Linked DNA regions of Mus musculus: regions 2, 3 and 4 are each linked to region 1. Evidence: chromatin loops called from intact Hi-C (ENCODE). Cell type or tissue: heart. All regions are shown on one strand. Each heading gives the region's core, and the rest is flanking DNA. Links, peaks and the distances in the headings are about the cores only. Region 1 overlaps Nfia (nuclear factor I/A). Region 2 holds the start of Gm19417 (a long non-coding RNA gene). Region 3 holds the start of Nfia (nuclear factor I/A). Region 4 overlaps Nfia (nuclear factor I/A).

Region 1 (5,883 bases), core at 648-5,647:
TAGTGTCTGAGCCTCCCTCCCTTCCTGAGCCCCTCACCTCTTGAGGAAATAAATACAGGGATTGCTCATATATTCTACCATGGATGCTGTGCACATTAAAGACATCTGGTGCTGACCAATGATTGAAATCCAGCTCAGGGGAGTCTCATCCTTTCACCTTTTTAAAGTCTATTTGGAAAATCATGGCGGGAAGATAGGGCAGGGCTAAGTCATCCTCTCTGGGTGAGAGTTGGTGTGTGAAAAGCCTACTGCACAGAGCTGACAATCAGGACAGTCACTGGAGGGAGCTCCTTGCCTAAGAGGCCAGATTCGAGGGCACTGGGGCTTAATTTCAAAACACATGGCACAAATGACCACGTGCTTCCCAACTTTAAAGTGGGTGTTTGGCATAATTTTTACATTGTGTCTTTGCTATGATTTTCTTAAGTGCATCCAAACCACAAATCAAGACCTTCTCCAAGGTAGATACAGAATAGGTAGATGCAAAAATAAGTAAGTAAGTAAGTAAGTAAGTAAGAAACTGAGAAAAAAGTGTTACGCAAGACTAAAAAGAAGCTAGGGTTTAACTCCTCCATCCAGTTTTTATTTATTTATGTTTGAAGACAGGGCCTCCCTCCTTGTGTACCAACACTGACCTCAGACCCATGATCTGCCCCAGCTTCCTGAATCTGGATTATGGTATGCCAGCATCATTGACACACTTGTATATTTGAATCCTGGTGCATAAGATGAACCATATTTCCTGAGAGAATCAATGAATACACACCCAGAAGCTTCCTTCTCCACATCAGTATAAACTAAGCTCCCATTGGGTGGGAATTTTCATCCCTGAAACATTCCCCAACAGTGGTGAATGAATGAAGCCAAGGCAGTTTTTAACCTGAAACTTTCAGTGATGTGGGAACCCCTGACGTCCATGCAGTGTTTAAAGTAAAAGCCTCTCCTAGCTCTACAGATAAGCACTCACTCTCATTTTCAAGTAGTTTTGTTAAAGCAAAGATACTATATATGAGTTAGCTGGACAACTGACTGATCAATAAATACTTCAGTGTCCGTAGAGAGTTAAGCATAAAATATTATGCTTAACTATATTAAAATGTCAATTCAGAAAAAATAATTTTTTCTTCTGGGCAGAACAGATAAATATGAACTATCAAAAAAAAGTCAAATTATTTTCTTTTAGTTGTATGATTGCCACTACCCCCACTGCCATATTTTATAAATGTTTTGAATGGTGAAACATTCTGTAAGTTCCCCACACTTATAATTTCCTACATCTTCCCTAGATCATGATTTGCTGGGCCCCACTTGTGGTGCCGGGATTTCCCAGGTGTATAATTGACCTAACAGTGCTCATATACCTAGGAATCGGGTATAAGACTTAATTAGTGAACAGTGGTAAAACCCCTCAAGAGAGTCTGAGTCAGAATGGAAGTGCATTGTTATTAATCATTATTACTATTGTTATTATTTTTAAATGGCTTGGAGCCATCTCTGAATTTAGCAATAAAGTAAATGTATCTAATAATTCTTTCTATGTGCATGCTCTGTGGTCATGGGTTTCACAAATTAAATGGTGGAATACTTGTAGGATATGATTATAATGATCCAAGTAAATGATCCTCAACCAATTCAAAATTATGTGATTAAGACCCCAAGGAGCTACAGCAAGCAGTCTCCTTTCCTTCTTTTCTGCTTGGTGTTGACCCTCTGTGTGTTAAATTATGTGAAAGTTAAAAAGCAAACTCGTAACACACTAGCAAAGTGTGTGTGTGTGTGTGTGTGTGTGTGTGTGTGTGTGTGTGTGTGTGTGTGTGTGTGTTTGGGTTAGAAGTTGAGAGTATCCGTGATCCCTTGTCCGAGAGACAAAGAAGCTATTTTAGGTATAGCTAGTTTCACTTTCTGTAAGTGGTAGTGTAAGGCTTTTTTTTTTTTTTAATTCGACATGGGATATGGTCAGCTATCACCTGGACAGTCACAGGTCCCCTCCTGTCCCCTCCTGTCAAGTAGCTGCATTCTGTGTGTGCAAGGCCATGCTGCATGTCCCTGGAGGAGCAGCTTCCACTGCCAACTGTCTGCTTTCAGCTTGAATTATCTCAGGCAGACATCCTGGCTGGCTGCAATGCAGGATGCAGGGCTCGGGCCTGGGAAGACCTAAGTTTGGCAGCCCTAAGTTGGGGAGCGAAAAAGAAAAAGGAAATTCTATCTTTTCTGGTGCTTTTCCCTTCTTGGTTTTCCTAGTCGAAATCAATGGTGGGGTCGATAGCTGGCTCTGACTTGTTCCCTGCATGCTGAGTTTTCCTGATGTAAGCCTTCAATGTCTGGGCTGCAGGCCTTGTGTGTCAGGGAAGGCTTGATGCTGTCACAGCCCTCCTGGGTGACATTTAATTCCCGTGGTAGCCTTTGTAATCCAAGAAGGGAAGCTGAGATCAATTTTTACACCGTTTAGTTGTGGAAGAAAATTTTCTTTCTTCCAGTTGATCATTCTTACAAAAATCAACCATATTTATATATTTTTCTCTAAACAGCAAAAGCGAATAAAATGAGATCTTTGCATTAGTGCGTATTTTGAAATGAAAAACAAATCAAGTCCTGCCCTGAGTTGTTAAAATGAAGTTGGGAATTTTTCACATTCCTTTCCCATGACAAAGAATGACACATTTAATTTAAATATATCCATTTTGGGGAAACAGTAATCTCTACAGTGACAGTATCAGGGTGGTATACAGTCAGCTCCCTGCTCATGTGGGTTTAATGCATATCTGACACTATATGCTGGATTTTATGCATATTGGATAATTAGGAGATTAACCATTATATATGATGTATATTAAGAAGTTTCTATTTTTCTTTGATTTTTTTCCAATGGACTCTTATTGTCTAGATTAGTAATTGCTTATTTTCTCTTCTAAAACTTCTTTTAGTTGCCTGTGTCCTTCCAGTCTAACATTTATTCTTCAATATAATACCTAATACCTCCCCCCCCCCCCACACACACACTGTAATTTTCCTTTCATTGGTTATGGTGTGGTCAATGAAGATAAGATGGTAAGACTGTGTAAAGTTTATTCAAGTTTTGAAAGAGATTTCTTAGTGGATTCAAAATAGGTTGTAAAATCATTAGGAAACATGGAGCTGGAAATATTAACCACTAGCTTAGTAGTGCAGAGCACATACTACTCTTGCAGAGTTCAGTTCCCAGCACCCACAGTGGACAGCTGTTAACTATATGTAACTCCATCTCTAAGAGGATGAGATGCCTCTGGCCACCAGGGGCATCTGCACTCATGTGAACATACTGTTACACACACAGAGACATACACAGACACACAGAGTCATACACAGACACACAGATAGAAAGACACACACACATGCATGCACACATACACTTAAAAGTAATAGAAATAAATCCTTAAAGTAAATTAGGAAGCAACATCCTATGAATTATATTTCTTTAAAATACTAAATATTTTTATTTGAAATAACACAAATATTTGAATGGCAATACCTTAGGAAGAACATTAGAATCAGGCCTTGTCCTCAGTGTTACATATCAATCATGTTGTATTAATTGAAAGGGTTTTATATAATCTCATAAAGAAACAGGCAAACTCCGGGCTTTCTTCTGTACTGAAAATCTATCATTCATGTCTTCCATTACTGCACTATAATTATGGTAAGTGAAGCAGAACAGGATCAATAGAGCAATTTATCAATGCATTCCAAGCCATCCTAGCATGGTTTACGTCATATCACTGCAGATACTGTCACTCAGCAGAGAGACTTTGAGTAGCATAACGAGGTTAGGCTGACCCATTTCAGCATAATGTCTTCCTATGTAATGTTCCAGTTCTGAGCATGATTTAATGAATTGTTTCACTTTGGATGGTATTATATGAATTAAAATATTTCCTGAATTGAAATCGGTTCAGGCTTCAGGTTTAAGAGCCCTGCACTAATGTGAGCACTGTAGTTGATGCTGTGTCTCCCCCCGTTCCTGTGCCTTTCTTTCTATTGCACCTCATTGGAGCTAGAGGATGAGCCAGGTGCCTCGTACACCCCAAGGAGCACTGGTATTTAAATAAATGTGTTGCCGTTTTATTTAGTAACTCTAGTCTTTTATCTTTGGCCATCACAAAATTTAGAATTCTTTAGGCTTTATTGTCCTGTTTGTGATTTGGCAATAATAGTTGGCTAATAAAAGAATAGTTTGGGGATTGTTTTCCCCCCAAAAGTATGAACAATATGGTCCTTTTATCATAAAGCTTCTCCCTGTGTTGATATGGAATTATTAAATATTCATAACATTCAAAGGAAGTTACTGAATCGTGCCGTAAAGTGTTATTTATTTCAGTATGAAAAGATATTTTCGGATTATTGGATTGTCATTTTCCTTTTCCATATGTTGTAAAATTTCACTCACTGTCATTTCACTTAATTCACCAGTGTAGGAAGCTGTACAGGTTTTATAACGATGTCGGTCCCAGCAGTGCACAGTTACTGCTTGTATTTTAAGTTGTTAGACATTAAGAAATGCTTTCAATGATAATGTAGGGTTTTTTGTTTGGTTTGGTTTGGTTTTTGTTCTGGTTTTCTATTTTTATGTAATCAAATACTTCAAAATTAAATATGTTAAAAGGTGAAAGAGTGAAGCCAAAGATGTTTTGAAAAACACCAAAATCTGCAAAGTTTTCCTTTTCTCTGTTTAGATGAGCCTTAAGAGTTATTGTTGGGCTGAGAGGTGGACGTTGTCTCCTTACCCAAGGAGAGTTTCGTACTACATGACTGAGACTTCCCTGGGCTCATGAGATAAGACCATGGGTACAGTCTGTGACACTCGGTTGCCATTGTCTAGAATCTAGTTCTCAGCTTGCCTTTGAACAGACTCTGAAACATTTTGATAATATTTGTGGGTTTTGTGGGGGCCGAGCATGTCTGCCTTTCTTTTCCTTACCTGCTCCTGGTAAGAGCCTCCAACATCATTTAACAGCTTGTCTGCTAACGGCTTAAGGACACAGAATAGCAGCTGCATTACATAATGTGTTCTAAGTTAAGGAATTTGAGATGTCATTACCCAAATGAAGATGTAAATTGTTTTGTTGGCAAGGCTTATAAGGAGGGTTTTGTTGTTGATGGTGGTGGTTTGTTGTTGTTGCTGTTTGTTTTTTTGGTATTTTGGAGGGTTTTTGTTGTTGTTGTTGTTGTTGTTGTTTACCTGCTATCACATTGTATTGGTTAGCATGGACTATTTTAAACCAGCATTCTATTTAAACAGTGTCAGCGAATTCTGAGAGCTTGCCAAACAAATCCTCAAAATGGTTGCCAAGCTGTAAGATGGCTGCCAAGATCTAAGCACACTGAGCAGGTTCAAAATGGTGACCAACTTCTCAGAATTTGTTGGTCAGGTTCTACTTCTGCCAGTCCCTTCCCCCATGCAACTAACACCCAGAAAGAGGGGTGGATCCCAAAGATGCGAGACTTGGCACTAACTCCTTGGCACGAGTCCTTGTAGTGTCATCCAGAGATTCGAGGAGTCACCGAGTACTTCTTGTTTCACATGCTTGGCAGGAGACGATTCGAGGGACACTGGGGTGAAAAGCCATTGTAAAATAACATGGCCGTTTCCTCTTCCTGATCTAGTGTGCACCAGATAATTCTCTGGAAGAGATGTGGGGAGACTAGACAAGGCAATACTTTCTTCAAAGAGCTTTTTAAGCGAGAGCAAAAAGTGTTGACTAAGACTTTTGGGCTGTGCCTTTTTGTACTGCTTGCATGAAGTGGCACAAACTTTATATACAACAGGTTTAAGATTTATTTTAGTTTTGCATTTGTTTACTTAAGTTTATAGCAATTGCATTCTGGCAGTTGTGCTACTTAGCAGAT
Region 2 (5,883 bases), core at 263-5,262, 53 kb before region 1:
ATGTACATTGTGGTACAATGAGGGAATTGCAAATAACATAGCTAAGCCTCTGCTGGTAAAGGATGCATTCAGAGGCTTTCAAAGGAATATTTACATCTGTAACATAATTTTTATTTAGAAGATACATTTTATTCAGTGTAAAAGTCTCTTAAGATAGTATTGCTTTCTTCACCAGTTTAGTTTTATTGTTTTAGCATTTTACCATACAAATGCCACATTTTATTAGCCATGCTGCTTGTGATGAGTCTTAAGTATCTACTTACATCTAAGGCAGCAGCTACCCTTGCGTCCTCTCTTCACCATTGTGGTTGAATGGATCCTATCATAGCACATCGGAACATACTGCTTATTTCACTAAATTAAAGAGAACCTCATAATATTTCAACCATAATCCCCACTGATAGGTAAACAAACATAGTAAACAGCATGTTTATTTCCATAGAAATAGGGATGGGAAAAATGCAGTTATCAAAATAGAAACAAATAAGAGTGGTAAATTTGCCCCTAGTGTTTTAATTCCCAGTGAATTACTTGTGAATCCGAAGAATTTCCTAAGAAAAGTGTCAGCCATGGGTCAGAATGATTGCTTTTCAAATTTTAAAACTCGAGAGTTCATAAAATAAAAAAAAATTATTTATTGCTCTATCCTTTCACTCTTTGGTTTTAGGTTACGTTCTTTGAAAGTGTTTGATCTGCCATTTAAATACATTAAAACTATTTTTACTTTCAATTCTTTCTGCATTTGTATTTTGTTTGCTACAGACAATCTATTTTTATCATGCATGTTGTTTTGACGGTTCATGCTGAGACTACAAGAGCTGACCATCTCGACCTTTCCGTCCAGTAGGGCAGTGGGAGGAAACATCTCAGAGCTAATTCTGTCTTGTTCACAGCTGGGAACAGAGCATTCCTCTGTGACCCCCTTGCACAGGATTCTCAGGGATCACTTGAAAGCTGGACTCAATGCTAAATCCTGGGCTTCTAAGGTTCAATACAGACAAATTTAAGTGGACCATTTGGTTGAGAATCGCAGGAGGGCAATATAGTTGTTAAAAGCTTCATGAACATTTGAAAATGGAATTACTCAACAAATTATTTTAGTTTTGTAATGAAATCAAATTTAGAAGTTTCCTTAAGCCTAGGATGGTTAATCAAGATTTGAGCTCTTGAGGAATTTTCAAAACTAATCCTGTATATTGTGTAGGATATAAACTTTTTGTTTTCAATGAATAGCAAATGTTTTAGTTCACCAAATGCATATTTTATTTTAAAAAATGAAAACCTAACAGCAGAGTTAGGTATGGTGGCACATGCCTTTGGTCCCAGCACTTGGGAGGCAGAGACAGTGGGATCTCTGTGAGTTCAAGGCCAGCCTGTCTACAGAGTGAATTCTAGGACAGCCAAGGTTATCACACAAAGAAACCCTGTCTCAAAAAAAAAAAAAAAAAACAACAATAGCAAAACAAAAACAACAAAACAACAACAACATCCCTAACAGCAGTTTGTTTTACCTAAATTATTGTGACATAAAATCAAAATAATTTAAAACTTTTCATATCTTTATATTTCTAAATTTTTTTGTACTTTTAAAAAATATCTTTTCAGTTCAGCTAAATATATTTCCTTTGCAATGCTAAGGAAAAGTGTGATTCATGAACTGTTTATTTAGACTGGACTATAAAGATGACAATGATCAAAAGTTCATAATGTACTTCAGTTGTATTAAGAATCCCCTCCCCCATATAGAAACTGTTGGAAAACGGCCTTGTCAGCTACATGCTTAATATGACCCATGAGTTCATTACTTTCTGAAGATTTTCTTGATGATCCTTTTTCATTTAGTTTCTTTATCCCCGTTAGAGATCTTAATCTTTGGATGACCAGTTTTATTATTTCTATATGTTTTAGAACTATTCTAGTTTGGGGTGAGGCATTTTGAAGGGTGTATGACTTTGCAATATCTTAACCAGCTGTAGAAATATATACATGGGAAACTGAGGCAAGAGAATCCTAAGATTGAAACTTGTCTTGGCTCCAGAGTGAATTCAAGACCAGAATGAGCAGTCTACTTTTTAATATACCTAATCTCAAAAAACAAACAAATACCAGCCTGGATATAGTTCAGTAGTAGCCAGTTGATTAATGTGTGCAAGGCTCTGGGTTCAAGCTCTTATCTTTCAAAATAAATAAATTGAGTTTAGATACCTTTCAAAGGTTTCTTTTTTTTTCCCCTTGAATGTTTAAAAAAAAAAGCTTAAAATTCACCAGATGATGATTAAAGACCTCTATTACAGAACACTTAGTAATGGGAATTGGGAGACATGCAGATAGCCTTACCCTGAACCTGAAAAGGGAGAAACATACAAAAAGGCTAGAGATCCTACTTGGGTAACTTGAAGAAGCATCCACTTGTTTTGCTGGAGTGGTAAGAGTTAAGAGCATGGTTTAGGATTATTTGGGCTGCTTGCTCTGGAGGAACACATGGGAAACCACCAGCAAGTCTTCTGGTCTTGTATTAAAGAACGTAGCCTTTCCTGAAGGGGTAGGAATACCCCAGTGGTCAGTGGCTAGTGGCCTGGTGCTTTCTGATATTGCCATAGGCAGGCCTGGCCAATCAGATGTGCTCATTTGTTGGCTGTTGTTCCTTTGGCCATCACCGCAGTAAACACTTTCCCTTGAATGTTGGTTTTCTGTTGTGTCTGGCAGCCACATAGGGCTTGAACTTCAGCCAGAGGCAAATATTTATACACCAGAGTGTGCAATGTTCAACTGGTCAGGCCTGAGAGGAAGAGAGCTCCTTCATGCCTTCGGCCAAAGGGGAATTATCTATTTTTCCTTCCTTCCCGCTGTGCCCTGCAGAGGTAGGACCTTACTGGAAGCCTTCGGTGCAGATGCCTGTGCTTTGTGAAGGGAGGACACCCTCCTGACATTTCTGCCTGCTCCTTTAATTCTCCTTGCAAAGTTTACAGTTAGTATTTTCCCTGGAACGCTGTCAAGCCTGAGACAGCCCAAATGTATGCCGAGCTGTGAAATCGAGCCGGAGAGAAGCAAGTTTGTGAGAAATCTGTTTCTACTCAAATCCGTGAGCTTCATTAAAACACAAGCAGAGAAACAAAAACAAAAACAAGGAACTCAAGGGGCCGTGGCCGGCTGGGCCCCCGGCGCCATTTCACGACCTGTGAGGCGACGACGCAGCCGTACATGGCGCCGTGTTTACCCGCCGCAGCCAATCAGCGCGCCGTGCCAAGCCACGTGACGTGCCACGAGGGCAGCACAGCCATTTCCTTGTTCTGAAAAAGCTTGCTTCCTCCGCAGAGTTCTTTGCCTTGCGCTGCATGCCAAATGTGCCTGCAGAATGTGTCTAGTGGACTGGCATTTCTCCACAAAGTTATTTCAGCAGGTAAAAAGTCTCTGCGCACTTGAGCTCGGAGCATTCTTTATGTAAAATGGATTTCCCTTCTTGGCCAGAGGCCAAGGGCACGGCGCACTGGCTGGGTGAGAAGAGCGCTTCTCTGCTGAGAAACTGGTGGACCGACACACTCTTAATTTTTTGGCTTCTGACCAAACAAGCTAGATGAATGCCAAAATTCAACAAAATAACACATTATTGTGTGATAGGAGCCATGCTCCAAGAGAGCAGGAACTCAGAGGAACTTCACACTGGCTCCCCACCCCTCCCCCTTTTGTTTTTTGGCTTTATTTTCTTAAAAAATAAAATAAAATAAAAGCATTGTCACTTTGGGGAGCTTTTGTAGGAATATGGCTAAATGGGACCTAGAGAGTCGGGCTTTTAGCAATAAACTTGAAGGAAGGAACTGAAAGAAAACAAGAGCTTAAAATTACGTTCATGAACTTTTCCCAGACAGAACACACAGTTCTCTTGACTTCGCGGAGCTGCGTTTAACCCTACAGACTCCGTAGATGTGTCTGAGTTGAAAGCTGAAGGACTTGGCATTAAAGTGAGAATTCTGTGAGATATAGCTACATTGTACAGATTTCAAAATAGAAGGAGAACTACAAATGTCAAATGCGGAGTTTTAGCTTTCCCAAACCAAAGACTGGTGAAAATCTCATGCTTTGTTATGGTTTTTGTACCCTGCCCCCTCCATCTGACTTTGTAAGTGAATTGAGTCTGTTCTTCCTTGCTTGACTCCATAAGCAAGTCTTGAAAGGCCTGTGCCTCAGTTCCCACATACTCACCTTGAGGACATTCAAGGAGAGAATCAAGATTCTTCCAGTCTATAAAAATGTTAGAAGCTAAGCTTGAAAAATAAAACAGTAAACAAACAAACAAACAAACAATTAGAATCAAATATCCATTTTGCTCATTCACACAGCACCCAGCCTAGCAATCTAAAGAATTACAGTAGTTTCTGCCATTCCTTTGCTTACAATGCTTAGTGTTTCCCAGTGTGTTGAGAATAAACTTCAAGCTGGTGGCCAGGGCCTGCCCTACAAGATCTGGCATCTGCACCACCTCTCTAGCCTCACTTTATCCTGTTGATTCTTCCATGCTTGAGCCTTGCAGGTCTCCGTTTGAGGTCAGGACTCTGCCAGTCCCTTTTCTATGTGTTGTTTGCCTGTAATGATTTTCCTCCCTTTTCTTTTGGGTGATACATTCTTGCCTTTCAGTTCTCGGCTCAGATGATATCTCTATAAAGGAGAAATCTGAGGTTGGCAATCATGCTTTTCTATGGAACATTTCTTAGGAAAATCCAAAATGCCCCTGCTAATTTGTTCAATTACTTACATTTTTTACTGTTGCCTCCATGTCTGTCCTACAAGGACAGAAAATCATAGATATCCTCTTCTGTGTTTTTATATTGTATCTAATCACATAGGGAATAAAATGTTGGTCAAGTTGGGATATTCCAAAATATATCAGTTTACCTTCAGTTTCACTGAAGAATCCAATATATTACCAGCCCCCAGAAGACCATTATTATAGCATGTATACCTTGATAAGCATCTAGTTCTCCTTATAAGTACATGCTGATCCAGAGAGGAGGAAGGCTTGGAGGTCAGTCTGCCTGTACTGGAGGCAGCATTGACTAACCATGACAATACAGTTGGTTGATTAGCTAGTATAAATTTCAGTTTTCTCATCTAAAAAGTGAAATTTAAAAATATTTCCAATATCATAGGATTATTTCCATTACTGTTGCATATGATTTAGATTAATTGACCTGTTAAGAAAAATATATTATTTAGAGATAGAGACAAAATACAATCAGCAATACAATACAATAATACCTGTGTTATTCTAATGCATCAGACCCTAAGCAGTTTTACTGCCAATGTCCTTCCCATTTTTTTAAGGAAGGAACTAAGGCAAAGAAAAAGTAACTGGCAGGACATAGATTGGATACATATTAAATATCAGAGCAGGATCTCATGTATTCTCCTCCCCCACCCCCTGGAATATGTACTCTTTATATCTGGTCACTCTAGAGTCTAGTGAAGCAGTATATAGCTCTCGTTAGAAGCTGAAAAGGACTCCGAAGAGCTGACATACTGGTAACATGTCAGCTGCAATAGTAACTTAATAGAAGGGTTAAATGAGACGATTCAAGTAGAATGCTTAACTTATTGCCTAACAAATGGCAAACAACTAACAAATGTGTGGTATTCCAACAACCACTACTATTATTACTCTGTCATAGTGAAATGAGACTCGTGACCTTCATGACTAGCCTGAGTCCCTCTCCCTGTGTTAGCATCTTCACTGAGCTATCTACCTTTAAGGAAACTGATCCATTACCTGGAAAGGAATCATTGTGGAGCTGTCTCTGTAACTGACATTCTGCCTTAGTAATTTAATAATTACCGCCCTCCCTGCTTTGTATTTCAACTTAGGAATTGATGTGTCTGTGAGGCAGTTTG
Region 3 (5,883 bases), core at 254-5,253, 150 kb before region 1:
AGAAAGACAGGGGAGAGAGAGAGAGAGAGAGAGAGAGAGAGAGAGAGAGAGAGAGAGAGAGAGAGAGAGAGAGAGAGAGAGAGAGAGCTCTGCCATCCTTGGTAGAAGCCTTTTGATTTGGAGTTTAAAAAAAAAATATCCAAGAAGCCTGCAATTGGCCAGCAGCTTAAAAAAATCTCTTCCGGGTTTTCAACGGTTCCAAGTTTATTTAGCTATTTTTTTTAATGCAAAAAAACAGGGACAAGCGATGAAGCAATTCGTCTGAGCATTTTAAAGTTTCTCACGTACTCTTTTTACATTGCAATGGTACGTGGTACATCTTAAACTTTCTATTTTACATTTATACGATATGTGTTATATAAACAACGGTAGAATGTTTATGCTTAATGGTTAAGACTTTAAAATTTTTCTAGCTCGAATATGCACTTTAGTGATTGCTGGGTAAATGTCTATTGCGATGGTTTTCTTTTAAAGATGCAGCTTTGTGGATCGTGTTTTTGTTATGTGCAGCAGAGAGATCGGGTTTCTCTTTCTTTCTTTCTTTCTTTTTTTTTTCCAGGATTTGAAAAAATTGCTGAGCTTAACAGATTTTTTTTCCTGCTAGCGCTTGCTCCGTTCCAGAAAAGGGGGGGAGGGGGAGGGGGATCCTGTACGTGCTCTGCTCTGTTAAAGACGTCTGGCCTCTGCAGTCAACCTAACCCGAAAAGAAATGTCTGGACCCGAGAATAATTGACGATTCGATCCTCTAATCAATGGGACAACCTGCGAGATTGACAGAAGTTCTATCCAATCATGAGAAAGCTTGGGCATACAGTGGTTCGTAATAGCCATAGGGGGCGGGGCAAATGAGATCTGAAGTTCTCTGCAGTTCTGAAGGGGATGGTGTATAGTTCAAGCTGTCAAAGATACCAGCGCTTCCGGATTTAGCAATTACAATAGGAAAGAGGGGTGTTTTTTTGGTTGTTGTTGTTAGTTTAAAGGAGAAAAGAGGCTGTTGGGGGGTTGCATGGCTCCTATGTGACTTTTAACTTTGCTCCTTTGGAAAATTCTGCTAGAGTAATATTTAACCTTGCATTAGTTATTCTCAGAACTCAGGGAAGTTGGGAACTCGTAGGAGAGGTTTAGCTTCTTTGAGAAAGATGCCTCAAGTTGGTACTGCACTAAGTGCTTCAGAACTTCTCGCTGATTCTTTTAGAGTCTTTGATGTATCCATGAAAGAGAACGCACTATAGGTAGATGGACAACTGTTCTATAGATTTGAAAAGGAGAAGGGAGGGGCTGGATGTTCCTGAATTCTACTGTTTCAGATTATGGTCAGTAGCATGGAGCATATCACATTTCTTTGTGTTACCACAACAACCCTACTGGCGGGTACATAAGTGGGAGAGAACTGACTCCTGTTAGCTGGAGTCTAGCCTCTTGTTCAATCCTGGCCATCTGCATGGTGGAAACTAACTGCCTTAGTTTGTCTTGGAGATATAACTTGCAGCCTCTGGTTCAAATCTATCAACCCCCACCCCCAATTCTGTAGGTAATACATGGAAAATAATATGGATTCTTTACTTTTTAATGTGGATTTAGTTCTCATCCAACTATTTCCTGAGGCTTTGGGCCTTCCAGACAAACCTTGTTCGGAAACTTGATGTGAAAAACTCACTTGTGTGCTCAATGCATCAACATGATTCAATTTGGGATTATATGCAAGTAAGAGAAATCTGCACACAAGTGACCAGTAAGTAAAAAAGTGAAGAAAAATGCTGGAAAATACTAGTTAAGAGTTAGTCTTGGTGATAACTATAGAGCAAATGGTATTTATTGTCACTTAGGAATCCTGGTCCCATTTTCACTACTTTGGGCATTAAAATCTAAATCACATTAATACAATTTCCCAACTAAATAGAAAGGAGAGGTATTTCAGATATATGTAGAAGTGAAACTTTATTGACGTAATTTATACATCTAAGAGGATTTCACTAAAGCTGGCAAGGTAACGTTTCTGCAAATAAAACAGTAAATGCAAGGCTGGGCTCTGTGCCAGGGAGAATATGGATAGCAGAGAGCATGGCAGGAACCTCCTTTTTGCAAAGACAATCCGGTTTCAAGGCAGCCTCCTACCACTTGCAAAATAAACGACTGGAGTAATGTTTCCAATAAGGATTTACCCTTCCTAACAATGGGTCATTTATATGATTGCAATAAACTAGTTTTCATACATCACCTGTGTTTCCTACACTCTTCTCCCTTCTTTTGCTCCCCCTTCCCTTCCCCCTCTTTCTCAGATCTTCCTTTCTCTCCCTCTCTTAGTATCTCTGTGAACTCTAGACAAGGATTTACTTTTGCAACCTAGAAGACAGGAGAAAGTTAGAAATGTTTTTTATCCCGGGTCTGTCCTCTGAGGAACATCTGTTTCTTTGTGTGTTTAAATTTATGCCTGTTGGAGAGAAAGTTACCAGAAGCCATTCTGTAACTGTAACTCTTCTACGGTATTTTTCTCAGTCTAGTTTGCAAAGGCTGTAGTTGGAACTGGGCTTTGTAGTGTTCCCCCGCCTTCCACCCTCCTCCGGAGCGGGGGAGGGAGCGGGAGCTGGCACAGATAGGAGAGAAAGCAGGAGCGGATGTGGAGGGCTTTGGTGCTGAACTTGGATCCAGCCCTTGCCTAGAGGGCGCAAACAATCGTCCCATATCCAAAAGTCTTACGAAGGGCGCCAAAAGTTACTTAAGATAATATTGCTAACCGCAGAATGCTGGAAATCGCGGGCACATCCACTGCTGCAACAAAAGAAGTTTCTAAAGTGGAAATATCAGCATTCAATTACTTTTTCCCATTTAAAAAAAGAAGACATGGCAACAGGCAGTTATTTAAAAAAATCCCCTTGAGAATCAAAAGTAAAATTCTTTGCTGTTTTGAAAAGAGGCAGATGTGAAGTGTATCTATACACCAAAAAAAAAAAAAATCCACTTTGGAAGAGAGCTTCCCCAGAGCGCGCGCGCGCGCGCGCGCACACACACACACACACACACACACACACACACACACACACACGGGACAATAACTTGTCACTGTGCCTCAGTTACATGTTGGTTCCCTCAGCCAGAAACTTCTGTCGAGGAAACTTGGAGAGTCTTGAAGTTATAGATCCCAGCAAAGGGTTTCGTGGCCAGGAATGTTTCTCTAACTCCTCTTAGCTTGGAGGGCATTTCTTCCTTCCTGAAAGCCACAAGGAACCAAGGAAAAGCAGTTGCTTAGTTTGGGAAAATGGACGTTCTAACTAAAGGTTGAAGCTATTACTTTCCTTCAATCCTTAATATGTAATCGGAATAATATGGATTCCAAGAATATTCAAGAGCAGGGGGTGGGAATCAGGGGGAGAAGAATGGATTCTTGAGCATTAGCCCTAAACGGACTAGAGAACAAACAAACTTTAGACTGCCGGCTGTCTCAGCAGAACATTATATTTGGCCTTTTCTAGTAGCAGGCTTACCCACCTAGAAAAAAAAATCTGAATGAAAGTGATCATACCCCCTCACTTTCTTCTGTCGGGTGGGCATGCCTGCAGACTCTAGTCCTGTCATCTCCACCAGGGAGCGGATTCCCAGTCTGTGTGCCAGCGTCGGAATCTGGGGAGTTTTAAAGAAGGGTAGGTAAATACAGAAGGCTGCAAAACTTCAGGAGGGAGAGGAGGAGGAGAAAATGAGAGTTTGGAGGAGACAGGTATACTTTTTCCCCCTCTAGAAGAAAAGAGAGTCTAGAGAGAAAGTGTTGAGTTTTTTTTTTTTTAAGGAAGAAAGAAAGAAAGAAAGAAAGAAAGAGAGAAAGAAAGAGAGAAAGAAAGAAAGAAAAGAAAGAGGGAAGGAAGGAGGGAAGGACAGAAGAAAAAGAAAGCTGGAAGAGCAGGCTTGTTGGCAATGTGCCAAACCCTAAAACCACCCCCCCCCCTTCTGCCAAAACAATACTTTAGCAAACCTAAAATAATTGCAGGAAGCTCTTTTCCATCTTGAGAACTATTACCTGGGGAAGGGAAAAGTTGGGATCCACAAAGACGCACCCTTGAAGAGTGTGTCTGGGGAACAGGGACTCAGATGTTAGTCCTGGGCTCCCATTTGGGGATACAAACATATCTCTTTCCTAAGGGGGCAACCCTTTCACAGTTTTCCTTCTCAGTATACAGAAAAATGTCCCAGCTAAACCACTGTTGTTTCTGACGTGACAGAACTTTTTTGGGCGTTTGTGTTTAAACCCACCAGCTCCTGGGTTCTGGGAGAGAAGAGCGTTCGCTCATGACTCTCCTCCTTGCTTTCTCCAGACACCTCCTCCCCCGCAATCTGGGGAATCTTTGGGGTGATCTTCCTATCCCCCCCACCCCCAGATTCTGACTGCTATAGAGTCGTAGCTGAAAAGTTAGCAGGCTTTTGTGCATATTACCTCTCCCGACGATACTATTCCCATAGAAAGCTTCGCAGGAGAGATTACAATGCTTTTGAGCTTTACCGCATTTCAGAGGAAGGGAGGAAAAGTTACCTAGAAGGTCTGATTTTTTACAAGAAATTTGCATACATGCAAATGTAACGCGCGCCCTTCTCTGGGGTTCCTAGGGAGCCCAACCCGCGGCCCACGGGGGTGCGGGGCGCCCCGACAAAGTTGCCCCAATCCTCTCCCGACGTCCGCGGAGGGCTGCGGCGCGGGTGGGGGGATGGGGAGGAGGAAAAGTAGTTTTGTTTGCTTAAGCACATCCTGTGGCAGCCTATAGCCGCCCGGAGGACACGCTGAAAAAACCGCTCCGCGCCGCGTTCCCGGGGACCGCGCCGAGCGGGGCGGGGGGCGGGGGGCCGCGGGAGGCAGCGAGCGCGGAGCGAGCGGCGGGCGGGCGGGCGGCCCTGCAGGCTGGGGACCGGTGTCAGCGCCGCAGCCGCCCCTCCCCCACCCGGCTCCCCCCCACCCCGCCCCCCCACCCCCACCCCACCCCACCCCCACACCCCCGCGGCGGCGGCGCGAGCGGGCGGCGGCCGTGCGGTGCGGTGCAGAACGCGGCGCAGGCGGGCGCGCGGGCAGCTCGCGGGCACCCGGCCGGCCGGCGCGGGAGCGGGAAAGGGTGCGCTATGCCTTTAACGCCCGCGTACAGTAGACAGTATAGTGGAGTGTAGGGAAACTCTAGGCGGGGTTAAAGTTCAGCGCGTGGAGCGGCAAGAGCGCTGGCTGCTGCAGTTGAGCCGAGTTGGAAATGTGAACGCAAGAAGCAGGCTTGATTTTTTATTCCTCCCCCCCTCCTAGCTCTCTCCTCCTCTCTCTCCCTCTCGCACCCACACTCACGCACACCTCCAGCCCGCACACAGACGTGCACGCACCCCCCGCCGCCCGGCAGTTATGTATTCTCCGCTCTGTCTCACCCAGGTAAGCAGCTGCGGGGGCGCGGGGCGGCCGTGTGCCTCGGCGGGAGCCGTGTCTGCGCGTGTTTCTGTGTGTGCGCGCGCGTGTGCGGGGGGGGGGGCTGCAGCTTTAAGAAAGTAACTTTGTTTCCATGCGGGTGCATTCCTCCTGCTCGGCCATTTGTGTGGGCACATGGCTAATGGCGCCCTCTTATTAATGCGTTAATTAATATCGGGGCGCCGGACTGCGGAGCTCCGCCGGGGCTTGCGGGCGCCCCGCACGTGTGTCCGCGGCTGCAGCCCCTGACACGCTGCAATCTGGACTCTGGCGGCTGCGGCGCGGAGCGCGGTGCCCGCGATTCCTCCGCTCCAGGGAGGGGCGGCTGAGCCCCGCAAGCCCCGCACGCCGGCTGCACCCGGGGCGCCCTGGCTGCCGGGGTCCTCCCGCGCCGCCGCGCCCCCCGCCGACGCCCCGAACTCTTACTTTTGTTTTGTGCCAGCTTTGCGGGCCGGCCCGGG
Region 4 (5,883 bases), core at 595-5,594, 170 kb after region 1:
ATATAAGCTATATGTAAGTATATATTATTAAGTATATATAGTATACTATGTAGTGTATATATATATATGTATATATATATATATACATTATATATGTATATATATATATATATATATACTATATATACACACTCATTTGATCTTTAAAGCATTCCTTAGAAAAGATCTATCATTGTTAACCCTATCCTACAGTTTAAAAACATAGAAAATTAATTTAAAGAGGGAAAGTGATTTTCTCAGAGCACATTACCAAGATTGTAGAGCCAGGACACAAAGTCATGTTTCTATTCAGCAAGGACTCAGAGGGGCTTGGCCTGTAATGTTGCATGTCAGATAACTCCCTGGCAAGCTATATGACTCCCTTTAACATTTTTTCAACCAATGGAAACTTCATTTTTCAAGTTTTAATTTGGTGGCACTTTCAAAAAAGGCAAAGAAAGTGTTCTTCTTTTTCTCAGCTCTTCTGTGCCTGCCCACCCATTACCTTTGAATATTTGTTTTTGAGTTTGTTTTATTTAGCATTTTGTTTGGAGTATAGCCTTGTTCCAAAACATCTGGGAATCCAGAGCTTGACTCATGCTTATAATTGCAGCATCCTGGAAAGGGTGTGGCACCTGTCTCCAAAATATAAAGATGGAGGGTGAATCTTAGCTAATACAAATTGGTGATTATTCTAAGAATTATGGTATGAACCATGCAACATCACAGGGTCAATGTCTAGTAAATAGTGCCGCCCTTTCCCCTCCAGCATTAACATGAAATCAGCAGTAAAGGAGAGTGGAATGATTAAGAGATGATTTCACACACACACACACACACACACACACACACACACACACATTCACACACACACACACACACACATTCACACACACACACACACACATTCACACACACACACACACACACATTCACACACACACACACACACATTCACACACACACACACACACACACACACACATTCACAGAGGAAAAAGAAAATATTAAAGATGCGATGTTTGTTAAGTGTGGAAGATGGAAATTAGAGAAAGGCTTAAGAGAAGGGCCGTGCCTTGGCAAACAGCACTTCGCCGCTCCATGCTTCTCACACCCTCTCCACTCACTCAACCTTTCCACATGAGCAGGTTCTACAAGACCTCAGGGTTACAGGTATATTAGAGGTTCATAAAGCAGGTGTTCAAATCAAGCATTTACTTATAATAAATCAGAGAAATGTACTATAAAATAATTTTCAGTATACATATGATTTATTAATGATTTCAGCAGGTTTGCATGCTAATGAAATGGATTCAAGCATGCCAGATTCTGCAGGATATAGACAATCTTCAACTTTTTCAGAGTTGATCAATGTTCTGGTTTTAAAATTATCAATACTGGGAATATTGATTCTAATAAATATTTATTAACAAAATGGTGGAAGGAAGTTTAGGGCAATTTTAGAAATTGTTGGAAACTCTATCCATATACAAAGGAAAACTCTCTTAGCAAATGTTCTATGAAACTCAAGTCAACAACACAAAAAAGTTTTAATTAAATGTTCTAACAACCCAAAGCTATACTAATTTGATACTAGCATGCTGACAGTTGGAACACTGGCAGGGAAATATTTAAAGTCTTTGTTTTCCATAATGAAATCATTATGTTTCTGTAAGAGCAGAAAGCTTTGTGTGATTAATAAAAACACTACAATTCATAACCTGCAATAGTCTCACTCTGAGCTGAGGTGTTTCAAGTAGCATGAGTTGGTACTGCACAGGGTGACAATGCATGGGGCAAAGCACACATGCACCCTGTGCAAGCCTGCAAAGATGTCCTGCAGGGCAGCATGGGCCAGTGCTGCCCAAACACCCTGGACTCATTACTCACTTGACTTTTAATTAACTTCTTGTCATTGCATATCTAGAAACATCCTGTTTACTGTTTCCAGTATTTTTGAAACCCAACGTTCAGTTTCACAACTCCATATCCACGACCAACAGATTTTAAAAGTGGGACTACAGACAGCAGGCAGGAGTTAGCGACACTTCCATGACAGTTTTCGGGGAAGAGGAATGCCTCTGTCAGTGGAGGTTCTGGGATAAGGGACATGTCTTTGACACTCTAATCTGATTTCACAGTAGAACAGGCACAATGCTATTAGCTGTGGAATGGGAATGACCTGTTTTCACATCCTGCCTATGCTCCTTTGGAATTCAGCTTCCATATCTATTTGACGAAGTCAGTAATAGTGTCTACTTACTAGGAGAAAAGCCAGTTACGTGTTGCTTAATCTAATCAAGGTTATTTTTCTAAAACTATGAGAACACAGTTTCGGTTGTCGTTGTTTCAGCTTTTGCGGGACTCCAGCAGGAACCCATGCTCTCTCTGTCATCCTCACAATGTCATCTTTCTATCTTGGTGCTTGGGGCCCCCAATCCCAGAATTTCTGCAGCAGCTCCAAACATCACCCCTATGTCATACTCCATTGTTCAAGCAATAGCAGAAAAAGGTACCATGTTCTACCTTTGTGCCTGGCTACCAAATTTCTATTTAGCTCTCACTAGCTGAAACTGAATCCCATTTTAGCCCAATATTTAGGTGTTGGGAAAGCTAGCATAGGATTGTATTGTTTGGCTTAAATCTTGGGCCGTTACCCAATCTGATCATGTTCTTATGTCTAAACAAAGTGAATTCCGTGAAAGAAGCAGTCAGTCATGGTCAGGCTGTTAACAGTATCTACTGCTTTCCCACTCTCTGAGAAGGTTCCTGTACTTTTCAACTTCCCTGATTGTTCCCTCTTCTCTTTCCTAATACTGGTATAGTTTCATATAGTTTTTTATTTTCTTCACTCCCTTTCTGTATCTCAAGGAGACCGTGTGTGTGTGTGTGTGTGTGTGTGTGTGTGTGTGTGTGTGTGTGTATGTTTGTGTGTATGTTTGTGTGTATGTGTGTTTGTGTGTTTGTGTGTGTGTGTATGTTTGTGTGTATATGTGTGTGTGTGTATGTTTGTGTGTATGTGTGTGTGTGTATGTTTGTGTGTATATGTGTGTGTATGTTTGTGTGTGTGTGTGTGTGAGAGAGAGAGAGAGAGAGAGAGAGAGAGAGAGAGAGAGAGAGAGAGAGAGAAATAGAGAGGGGGGTTAGAATTATCATCTCTTTCAGCTGCAGTTTGAGGTCCGGGAAGTGGACAGGGCTGTCCCCTGATGGAGGACACATCTCTCTGGGTTATTGTGGACTGAGAAAGCTGTCTGTATAGAGGGCATGTGGCTCAGCTCATGCAGGTTCTGTACACAGTGCCCTCCTGTGCCCCCAAAGTTCACCCAGCTTCCAGAGTCTGAGCCAGGTGCTTCCTCTAGAGAAGAACAGTGCTGGGCTCTGCTCGGCCTGAGTCAACAGAGCTTAAAGAACAGGAAACCGAGCCCAGCACCCTCCCTGCAGCATGACCTCCAGGAGGCCACAGCACAGTGGATTCTCACAGTTCATTCAGCCTTTGCAAGGAAAAGCCCAGGACCAGGAGCCAATCCCACAGATGTCTCCTACACTCTAAGTGATGACTGTCCACTTGAGGGAAGGATTGAGTACCCAGACTTTGTCTGGCCAGGGCCCTTCGCAGGGCTGCTAATGAGTCCAAGACTTTGGCAGAATGAAGGACACACTGTTCCAAGCCAGAGTCCTTGGTCTAAAGTGAGTCTCCAAAGAGCTGCTGACTTCCGCTGACTCTTCCTGTCTCCTCAGCCCCTCAGTACTCTCCCGAATTTGTACTAAAGATGAAGAGAAAATGCTGTCATTAAGAGACCTCTCTTCTGGGGATATTGCCTCACAATATGCCCTGTCCGCTGAAGCACTGTCTTCAGCTTGTGCCTCTCCCCAATCTCCTGACGAAGACGGTCTCAAAGGCCTCTCAGTGCATCCTTGCAGCAGAGCCAAAGTGAGTTACTGCTGCCCTGATATTTTCCACACACACTCCTGAGGCACAGAGGCTCATGATCTCTAACACCTCTTTGCTGGTGTTCATACAAGATTAGCACAGCCGGTCCTTGCCTCTGTGTGTGTGTGTGTGTGTGTGTGTGTGTGTGTGTGTGTGTGTGTGTGTTGCCCTCCTCCCAAGTCTGAGGTCCTCATGATCCTGCCTTGGATGATGCAGGAAGTGCTCAAGACAGGCTAGATAGGCAGCCTGCCTCCTGGTGCCTTAAACAATGGAAGAACTGATGACCGGTTCTCATGACCTACAGCCATGACCCTTCAGCATAGTCCCTCATCTGCTAATGCCTGGTCATGTGTGTTTACATGTATGGATAGGGAAAGAGCCCTACAGGGAAGTACAAGGAATAGGGGAACACTGAACTATAGGGAGGTCTGAGATGAGGCCAGCCATAGATCAGTCTTGTACATATTGGGAAAGTGGGGAAATCACTGGGCCAGGAGTCAGAGTGCCTGGCTGCCCAGCTCATCTCTCCCACTTGTCACCCAAGTAATGGATCTTAAGGAGATGAGGGAAGTCAGGATTTATTGAGTACCTACTGTATTCCTCATACCATATTGAGCTAAGAGAAAGGCCTTGGGTACATATAATCTCACCACCACCCTACAATTTGCAGACTTCTGGTGGGGGGAAGTAAGCAAATTCCAATAAAGTCTGATGAATGACATCATGGGAACATGTGTGGTCTATTAGTAGGACAGAGAGAGCAGGAAGAACTCTGGAAGGAAAATGTGGGGCGAGGAGTATACATCAGAGGCAATGGCAGAGCTAGTTTTATAGAAGAAGTATCCATGGTAGAAGAGCTTTCCTTTGCAGACCCGGGTGGTGTGTACCAGGAAGTTAGATTGTGGGGAGAGCAGTGTGTGCTCTGTCTGTCATATAAAATCAGCAACTGAGAAGGCTTGATTGTGAGTCTGGAGTTTAAACCAAGTCATAGTCGTTAATGAACACACACCTGGGTCTAGGGGAGAGTCTAGTCATGGGTGAACATGTACCTGGATCTGGGGGAGAGCCTAGTCATGGGTGAACATGTACCTGGATCTGGGGGAGAGATTCTTGGACTTTATTTTGTGGAACATTAAGATTTGCAAAAAGGCATAGAGGGCTCTCAGCAGGACAAGCTCTTGGCCTTGCTTGGTGTGATCCCCCACTGGGCATGGAATTTGCAGGCAGACATTGCATGTGAAGACATATGGTCTTGAGTTTTCTTTTTTCCAGGAGTCAAGAAAATACAGGCTTTGGAAGGAGGCAGATCTGAGTTGATTTATCATGTGACCATGGTGATTCTGTTTAGCCTCCTGATCCTCAGAAGTCACATTTCAATAAAGTCATGAAGTTATTCCCTCCTTCCTTCCACTGGTATGGCATACAGATTTAATCTAAGTAGAATGAGAAAGCCCAGTCTCTACCGATCACTTTCCTTAAGGTGAAGTTTGGTAGGGCTCTGAGGCAAAACTGGAATGGTCTCAATTCTCCTCCAGACAAAAGGACTGTGAATGGGAGGAAATGGAGGAGTGTTAACAGGGTGAGACCCCTTGAGCTGAGTGTCCAGGTCAGCCTTCCACATCAGCTTTCCATGAAGTGTACTCTAGTTGGCCACCAGGATGATACAATTTATTAAGAACATTCTTAGTGTCTTCCCCAGGAGCAAGTTGAAATGAAACCTACAGCCTCAGTTTTTGAGTCTAAGGACAAATCTGTCAAGGGATGCAGTGGAGAGTTTCTGTGTATAATTCCCCATTACAAAACGGTTAAACTTTATGCCTGGTGAGGGAAGGAAGAACAAAATCTCAGAGCGAAAGCAAGCTGTGAAGAAGCTGGGAGGGGCAGGTTCTGGATGTTCGTTTTGTCAGCTAGGTTGGCTGACATGATTAGTCCTAATGGGGTGGCAATCCTCATTGAACTGCAGATTCTGTGAG

What was found. A loop is a pair of places that touch in the nucleus more often than their neighbours do. Peaks named below come from ENCODE experiments on the same cell type or tissue, not always from the same donor. Only the 100,000 strongest peaks of a DNase experiment are listed, where the experiment ranks them.
Region 2: it touches region 1 in a loop (3-fold over the local background); 6 of 42 quality-filtered maps call a loop at or near these places.
Region 3: a loop joins it to region 1, with 4 times the contacts of the local background. A loop is called at or near these places in 11 of 42 quality-filtered maps.
Region 4: it touches region 1 in a loop (2.6-fold over the local background); 6 of 42 quality-filtered maps call a loop at or near these places.

What each region holds. Positions count from the first base shown.
Region 1 is chr4:97,918,592-97,924,474 of GRCm38, forward strand. All of the region lies in intron 2 of Nfia (nuclear factor I/A), which reads left to right. Among named protein-coding and RNA genes, the nearest start is that of Gm40208, 16 kb to the right of the region's middle. In heart, for the core only: a CTCF peak has its summit at 3,280; DNase peaks (open chromatin) are centred at 2,070 and 5,500; H3K27ac peaks cover 1,182 bases.
Region 2 is chr4:97,865,799-97,871,681 of GRCm38, forward strand. The region is part of intron 2 of Nfia (nuclear factor I/A); the gene reads left to right. It overlaps Gm19417 (a long non-coding RNA gene), which reads right to left and starts at 3,211. Exons shown (of 2, transcript XR_376437.4): 1 at 2,385-3,211. In heart, for the core only: a CTCF peak has its summit at 826; DNase peaks (open chromatin) are centred at 863, 2,703 and 3,253; H3K27ac peaks cover 1,551 bases.
Region 3 is chr4:97,772,606-97,778,488 of GRCm38, forward strand. Nfia (nuclear factor I/A) reads left to right here and starts at 5,021. Exons shown (of 11, transcript NM_010905.3): 1 at 5,021-5,389. The coding sequence starts at 5,363. Gm38709 (a long non-coding RNA gene) reads right to left here and starts at 4,818. Exons shown (of 5, transcript XR_003955232.1): 1 at 4,424-4,818; 2 at 3,521-3,618; 3 at 1-3,208. In heart, for the core only: CTCF peaks have their summits at 2,671 and 3,574; DNase peaks (open chromatin) are centred at 766, 2,606, 4,716, 5,106 and 1 weaker place; H3K4me3 peaks cover 4,215 bases; H3K27ac peaks cover 4,517 bases.
Region 4 is chr4:98,088,115-98,093,997 of GRCm38, forward strand. The region is part of intron 10 of Nfia (nuclear factor I/A); the gene reads left to right. Among named protein-coding and RNA genes, the nearest start is that of Gm34784, 35 kb to the right of the region's middle. In heart, for the core only: a CTCF peak has its summit at 3,456; DNase peaks (open chromatin) are centred at 3,557 and 3,987; H3K27ac peaks cover 3,049 bases.